2 separate regions of the Homo sapiens genome follow, and region 1 is linked to region 2. Evidence: read pairs that join two places in POLR2A ChIA-PET (ENCODE). Cell type or tissue: GM12878. All regions are shown on one strand.

The links. Peaks named below come from ENCODE experiments on the same cell type or tissue, not always from the same donor. Only the 100,000 strongest peaks of a DNase experiment are listed, where the experiment ranks them.
Region 1: POLR2A ChIA-PET joins it to region 2 with 5 read pairs; 6 of 35 experiments call an interaction of 5 or more read pairs at or near these places.

Annotation. Positions count from the first base shown.
Region 1 is chr14:20,472,530-20,476,529 of GRCh38, reverse strand. PNP (purine nucleoside phosphorylase) reads right to left here. Exons shown (of 6, transcript NM_000270.4): 3 at 1,955-2,058; 4 at 1,582-1,757; 5 at 1,278-1,468; 6 at 1-146. Among named protein-coding and RNA genes, the nearest start is that of PNP, 5.1 kb to the right of the region's middle. In GM12878, no CTCF peak of the experiment used is centred here; no DNase peak of the experiment used is centred here.
Region 2 is chr14:20,661,671-20,665,670 of GRCh38, reverse strand. It overlaps TRY-GTA5-4 (tRNA-Tyr (anticodon GTA) 5-4), which reads left to right and starts at 2,386; the gene lies at 2,386-2,479. LOC124903281 (a long non-coding RNA gene) reads right to left here. Exons shown (of 2, transcript XR_007064059.1): 2 at 3,258-4,000. RefSeq lists a silencer at 2,012-2,081 and an enhancer at 2,192-2,471. In GM12878, CTCF peaks have their summits at 83 and 2,520 (motif pointing left); a DNase peak (open chromatin) is centred at 2,440; H3K4me3 peaks cover 2,596 bases; H3K27ac peaks cover 691 bases.

The DNA.
Region 1 (4,000 bases), 190 kb after region 2:
TTGTTTGCCAGCTGCTAAGACTTCTTCATGGTTGGCCTTCTCCAGGCTTTCATAATCCATGATGACCTTGTTAGTGATGAGTGAGAAGCCAAAGACTCGAAGTCCACAGTGCCGTGCAACGATAACTTCTGGTACTGTACTCATGCCTGATAGTGAGAAAGATGGAAACCAACTGTCAGGATCCTCAAATAACTCTTTTCCTTGCCCTTTAGCCTCGCTTTCAACAAGAATTAAAAATCTCAAAAAACATCCAAAGATGGCCGGGTGCAGTGGTTCACACCTGTAATCCCAGTACATTGGGAGGCCAAGGCAGGAGGATGTCTTGAGCCCGGGAGTTTGAGACCAGCCTGGGCAACATAAAGAGACCTCGGCTCAAAAAATAAATAAAATTAGCCAGGTGTGGTAGTGTACGCCTGTGGTCCCCGTTACTCAGGAGGCTGAGGTGGGAGGATTGTTTGAGCCCAGGCAGTCAGAACTGTAGTGAGCTAGAGATGGTGCCACTGCACTCCAACCTTGGCAACAGAGCAAGGCCCCACCTAAAACAAATCCAAAGAAGCAGCTAAATTATCTTCTGTATTGCCTAAAATAAATACACATTTCTTAAAATTACCAATACAATCCTTCATTTCTATATTTGTGGCAATTTTGAACTCAATCCTAATGATAGAGTTCCATCTTCCAGCTAGAGGTACAGAAGGTGGCTATAGTGAATTTTTTAGAATTCTTAGAAACAGTCATCACATTGGCCAGGCACAGTGCGTCGCGCCTGTAATGCCAGCACTTTAGGAGGCCAAGATGGGCGGATTACCTGAGGTCGCGAGTTCAAGGACCAGCCTGGCCAACATGGTGAAACCTTGTCTCTACTAAAAATACAAAAATTAACCGGGCGTGGTGGCACACGTCTGTAATCCCAGCTACTCGGAAGGCTGAGGCATGAGAATTGCTTGAACCCGGGAGGCGGAGGTTGCAGTGAGCCGAGATCATGCCACTGCACTCCAGCCTGGGCAACACAGCGACATTCCGTCTCAAAAAACAGTCATCAAATCATGGATAGATCATTCATTAGCACTGCAGCTGTTAACCCCTTGGTGCTTCGTAGGGAGATTTGATGCTACACCAAATCTCACCAGTTTGTATTTCAATAAGTCAGTTTAATTCACCCTTCCCTGAAATCAGATCCTCTCAGTCCAATGAGGCCTGTTATTTCCTACTCCTTCCCCTTCCCATTTTGCTAAACCCCTCCCTCTTCAAGCTTCCAGCCAAATTCCCCTTCTCACCAACAGCGTCTGCTCCCAGCTTCTGCAGCACACGACATTCTGCCACAGTCTCAAAGCTGGGGCCTGCCACCATCACATAGGTGCCTTCCTGTAGCTCACGTTGCTCCCCCATTTGTTTCCAGGTACTGAGAGCCCTCTGCCTCATAGTCCGGTCGTAGGCATCAGACATGGCAGGGAAACGATCTCCAAACCTAGGACACAGGTTGAATTATCTCACATAAACGGAATTTTAAAAATTCTCCCACAGCTCCTAGAGAAGTCTTTAAATCCTACCCACCTAAAAAAAACGGAGTAACATACATACCTTTCATCATTGGGCCCTCTGAGAGGGTTCTGACCACTGAAACCAGGTAGGTTGATATGGTCACGGATCAGCATGATATCTCCAACCTCAAACTTGGGGTTCAGCCCTCCTGCTGCATTGGTGACTACCAGGGTGTCCACACCCAGAAGGTGGAAAACCCTCACTGGGAATGTCACCTTCGAAGCAAACAATCCGAAAAAAATTTACAAAATTTCATTAATTCAGCTACACTGAAATGCATGACATACATCGTGAAAGAAAAGGAAGGAGAGGACCAAAAATCCACCTAGCCCAGATAGCTAGGTAGTGAAAGAGGCTAGATAGTTCTCTCCTGCCTCTTCCAGATCCAACCGGACCTATCCCTCTGACTTACCTTCCAGAGTGGGTACCCTTCATACATGTGGAACCTGCCCTGCATCATCACACAGGCCCTGCCATTCAGGAACCCAAACACCAGTCGGCCAGCATGACCTGGCACTGTATACAAAACAGAAAGAGAAATGAATGGGATTATATTTTCATGCAACACATATCCATTAAGCACCTACTGTGAGTTACTCGCTCTGCTCAAAATGTTAGGTTGTAATTAAGTAAAAGACTCATTATTATCTCTGCTTTCAGAAAGTTTAAGTCTGGTGAGAGAGCCAGGCATTACTAATAATTATACAAATACAACCCAAGATTAGAGATATGGGGTGCGTTCAGCATGTTCAGCATGAACACACAAAGAAGGAAGGGCTTTTTAAAGAAATTTCAAGATAATACAAGCCATACTGCCAGAGAGTAAAAAGTGAGCAAAAAAAGTAGATACTCAGAAATGGAAGATTAAATACTACATGTTCTCACTTATAAGTGGGAACCAAATGTGTACATATGGACCTACAGAGTGAAATAATAGACACTGGGGACTCGGAAAGGTGAGAAAGTGGGATGGGGATGAGGGATGAGAAATTACCTAATAAGTACAATGTTCACTGCTCAGGTGATGGTTACACTAAAGCACAGACGTCACCACCACGCAGTATATCCATATAACAAAACTGCATTGTACCCCTGTAAATCTATAAAAATTAAAATTAAAAATAGGCCAGGTGCGGTGTCTCACACCTGTAGTCCCAGCACTTCGGGAGCCCAAGACAGGCGGATCAACAGGCCAGGAGTTCAAGACCACCCTGGCCAACATGGTGAAACCTCATCTCTACTAAAAATACAAAAATTAGCCAGGTGTGGTGGCACATGCCTGTAATCCCAGCTACTCGGGAGGCTGAGGTGGGAGAATCTCTTGAACTTGGGAGGTGGAGGTTGCAGTGAGCCGAGATCACAACACTACACTCGAGCCTGGGTGACAGAGCGAGACTCTGTTTCAAAATAAAGTGAGTACAGTGAATGCAGTAATTATAGACCTCTTCAAATTTTTCAAAGTTCTCAAAACATGTATTCTTATCTATTGCCCTAACTTAATTACCTGCCTCCTCAGTCCAGCAAGCAAGCTCATAGTATACTTACTCTGGCTTCTTAAAGAAGAGGCTACTGAACAAGGGGGAAAGAATTTGAACGCATGCAAGTGTCTCTTTCCTTATGACCCACGGAACAGTCCTATGGGAACACATGCCCACGGAGGGGTGCGTGGGAGTGCAAAGATAACTCCCCACAGACATAACAGCCATTATTACCATTTCTTTTATCTGGCAGTCACTTCTAATAGACGGCCAACCTATCCCTTAGGGAATGGGAGAGGGACTAGAACCAAGAGGAAGAGCTGAGAAATTCTCAAAGATAGAGGAGCTTATGCAAAAAAACAAAACAAAAACAGTAATAAAGTTGACAAAGGAAACCCAAGTGGAGTATAAAAAATAAACATGTTGATAAGCTTAAAAAAACTAACCCACTTATCATTTAATGCAGTGCCCTTCTCACTGGGGGTAGGAGTGGCCAGTGGAGCCAGCGTCACTACTATCTCCCTTAGAGAAGTATGCCCTTCACACACCCTCTGTTAATATTTCCCTCACCTTCTCCCTCTGCTCTTCCAGTCTTGTGTTAAAGAGTTTAAAAAAATAGCTATTAAAGGTCTTTTCCTGCTGACAGGTCTTAAAAAAAAATTCTTAACTCTCCAGGGAAAAGAAGATAGAAATCTTAAAAATTAATAAATAAACCAACAGAAGTTAGTTATTTGAGAAATTACGTAAACCAAATAAACAACCCTTGCCCTTTACTTGGCCCCTGTCACCTGGCCCTCTTCTGAGTCTTAGCCTCAGTCCACTGACACACACATGTCCTGTCTCTTATGGGATGTCTGCTAGAGGCATCTCCTAAAGTCACTCTGACTCATGGTGGGCTTTTCTCCTCTCTTACAACATTTGTCTTCAGTGAAATGCTAGGTCAAGGAGTAGAAACATTGGCCTCCTTGGTTGTGTTCCAC
Region 2 (4,000 bases):
AGGAAAAAGTGGTTTCGTGGGCCGGGCCCAGGGTCCTAGTGCTGTGTGCAGCCTAGGAACTCCGTGCTCTGTGTCCCAGCTGCTCCCCCTGTGGCTGAAAGGGGCTAACATACAGCTTGGGCGGTAGCTTCAGAGGGTGGAAGCCCCAAGCCTTGGCAGCTTCCATGTGGTGTTGAGCCTGCGGGTGCACAGAAGTCAAGAATTGAGGTTTGGGAACCTCCTCCTAGATTTCAGAAGAGTATGGAAACGCTTGGATGCCCAGGCAAAAGCTTGCTGCAGGGGTGGGGCCCTTATGGAGAACCTCTGCTAGGACAATGTGAAAGGGAAATGTGTGGTCAGAGCCCCCACACAGAGTCCCTACTGGGGCATTGCCTAGTGGAGCTGTGAGAAGAGGGCCACTATCCTCCAGACCCCAGAATGGTAGATCCACTGACAGCTTGCACCGTGCACCTGGAAAAGCTGCAGACCCTCAAGGCCAGCCCAGGAAAGCAGCTTGGAGAGAGGCTGTATCCTTCAAAGACACAGGGGTGGAGCTGCCTAAGACCATGGGAATCCACCTCTTGCATCAGTGTGACCTGGATGTGAGACCTGAAGTCAAAGGAGATCATTTTGAAGCTTTAAAATTTGACAGCCCTGCTGGATTTCGGACTTGCATGGGCTCTGTAACTCCTTCGTTTTGGCAAATTTCTCCCATTTGGAATGGCTGTATTTATCCAATACCTGTACCCCCATTGTGTCTAGGAAGTAACGAGCTTGCTTTTGATTTTACAGGCTCATAGGCAGAAGGGACTTTCCTTGTCTTAGATAAGACTTTGGACTGTGGACTTTTGGGTTAACGCTGAAATGAGTTAAGACTTTGGGGGACTGTTGGGAAGGCATAATTGGTGTTCAAATGTGAGGACATGAGATTTAGAGAGGCCAGGGGCGGAATGATACTGTTTGGCTGTGTCCCTACCCAAATCTCAACTTGAATTGTATCTCCCAAAATTCCCACGTGTTGTGAGAGGGACCAGGGGGAGATAATTGAATCACGGGGGCCAGTTTTTCCAGTGCTATTCTCAGGATAGTGAATAAGTCTCACAAGATCTGATGGGTTTACCAGGGGTTTCCGCTTTTGCTTCTCTCTTATTTTCTCCTGCCTCTGCCATGTAAGAAGTGCCTTGGACAGGAGGGGTGGCTCACGCCTGTAATCCCAGCACTTTGGGAGGCCGAGGAGGGTGGATCACCTAAGGTCGGGAGTTCAAGACCAGCCTGGCCAACATGGAGAAACCCCAAGTCTTTACTAAAAATGCAAAATTAGCCGGGCGTGGCGGCGCATACCTGTAATCCCAGCTACTCCGGAGGCTGAGGCGGCAGAATCGCTTGAACCTGGGAGGCGGAGGTGGCGGTGAGCTGAGATCGCGCCATTTCACTCCAGCCTGGGCAACGAGAGTGAAACTCCATCTCAAAAAAAAAAAAAAAAAAAGAAGAAGAAGAAGAAGAAGAAGAAGAAGTGCCTTTCACCTCCAGCCATGATTCTGAGGCCCCCTAGGCATGTGGAACTGTGAGTCCAATTAAACCTCTTTTTCATCCCAGTCTCGGGTATGTCTTTATCCGCAGCATGAAAACGGACTAATATACTTGCCCTACTTCAGAAAGAGGAAGCCTCTGGGGGAGAAAAAAAAAAGAGTTCTTGGTCAGTTTGCAGAGGAGGGAAGCCAAGCCCCAGTTGGGCGCTGGGGAGGAAGGAGGGTATCACAGTGCATCTGCAAGCCCTGGGCGAGTTCTTCTCACCTAGTCCCATTTGTTCTCTCTCTCACTTCTAGCACACTTGAATGCGCCAAAAAGCAAGCATAGGACACTGTAGGGAAAAGGGCGGAGGCACATCGGGAGAAGGGGCATGTGTGTGTTGGCCGGGAAGGGAGTAGGAAGGCCAGAGTTTTAGGAAAGGGCTGCTTAAGGACTTTCAGCAGACCCTGCAGCTGGTCTGCGGATAGCGGCCGCCCACCCAGAAGCTTTCCGAGTTCTTCTTTCCTCCTCCTGCAACCCCTGTCCCACAGGATCCACCCATCCACCTAGCCCATCCCTCTGACCGAGCCCTCTCACCCTCTTGTTTTCTTTCGCTGAGGGCTGTCATCCTCACTTGTAAAAACAGAGATGCACAGGTGGAGGAAGGCCACAGGCGAGAGCCTCCCGTCCTGGATTGTGGCTATCAGCGCTCTGGGACGCGAGGAAACCACACTCGGAGGATTTGCTCCACCCTGAGAGGTGCGCGGTGGCAACCAGCGCAAGGTTCTCTTCTAAGGCGGGTTCCAATCAACTCTAAGTGTGTTGACTCCAGCGTTCCAAGGACTTGGCTTCCTCCATTTGCGGAAAGTCCAGTGATCCAGCTCTTGCAGCGTGCACCCTTCGATAGCTCAGCTGGTAGAGCGGAGGACTGTAGATTGTACAGACATTTGCGGACATCCTTAGGTCGCTGGTTCGATTCCGGCTCGAAGGAAGTGCCCGATGCTTTTGCATGCAATGCCACCTGGTGCCTGGTCAAACGCCCTGCAGCCTCCAACTAGTATCCACCCACACCCTCCCAGTCAAAACCCAGAGAAACCTTTCCTGATCACCTGGTTTCCACACCTGTGCTGTGGCCAGGAAACACGCCCGTAAGCCCACTCATTCTTCCCACAGTCCAGGGACAGGTACTCTTCAACGCAAAGGGCCCCTTGCTTCTGCTTTGTGACCCAGTCAGCCCCTCTCCCCAACCCCCTTCGCACCCCCACCATCCAGAGCTCTTTCACTTTTATCCACAGACTGCTCTGGGTGCTGAGGGCCATGGACTCTAGCAACATTGTGTGCTCACCATTGATAGATCTCTCGATCTATTAAACCAGTGGGCCCACCATCAACTCCTAGAAGATCAAGCCTGCTGGAAGAGAAAAGGGTCAGAGACAACTGTGACATCCTCAGGAAAAAAAAAAAATGCTCTCTATGCTGTCTCTCTCTCATCTCCTTCTCCAGGTCTCTAGCAAATGCTTTTCTATCTGAGCATTCTCTCTCTCTCTCTCTGTTTTTCTCTGACTCTAGTTCTCTCATTATCTTTTGCTTGTAATGTATAGATGTATACAGACAGAAAATGTTCATTTCTGTTTTGTTTTGTCTATTTGTGGGAGAGAGTTGCCGCCCTGAGATTTTCTTAATAAATAGGGCTTCCACTGGCTCCATAATATTTTCCTTCAGGTTGAGAACAAAAATGTGCCCCCTTCCCACATACACCAAGCCTCACATTTCCCGAGCCTTCGCACCTTTTAATGTTGCTACAGTAAACTTTGGGCTCCTGCTGGAAGAAGAAAGATACCTTCCACTCAGTTCAAAGTCTGCAAAAACACCTATACCAAGTGTCTTACTGGTTGTGAAGGTGTGAGAGAGGGAAAGAGAGTATAAAAGGGCAGACTTGGAAAGAACTTCAGTGACCCGGGAGGGTTGGGGGCTGTTGGGTCCCTGGCAGGGAGCAGAATTGAAGCTTGGGTGGCAGCTGCCACCTTGCAGAGGTACACAAGTTCACCTCCTTAGGCCACTGGCTTGTTGCATCTGAGCAGCATGCTCACTTTTATGTGGGGGCTCTGCAGGCACAGCTGGAAGGTTGCGCCTTCTACAAGAGGAAGATGGCTGGCACAATCTGAGAGCATGAAGCAGGAAATGGGCTTGGCTTTCACCAACTGGGCTTCACCTCTGGGAAGATGAAGTGGGTTCATCAAAGTATGAGCCAGAGAGGAACCACAATGAGTGTCCCCTGGTCCCATCCTATGCTCTGGGGAAAAAAAAAAAAATCTTCAGACGCTTGATATACAGATGAAAATTATCACAGAGAGCACTGCAAGCAAAACAGTGATGGAAATTTGGTTCTCAGAGGCCTTCTGGGAACCCGGTGACCACTCTCCCCTACCCGATGGGCATAACTGCTTTTTCACTCTGCGTCTCAAACTAGAGAGTACACATGTCTTCCCCTCCTAGAAAGCAGATCCTGTTC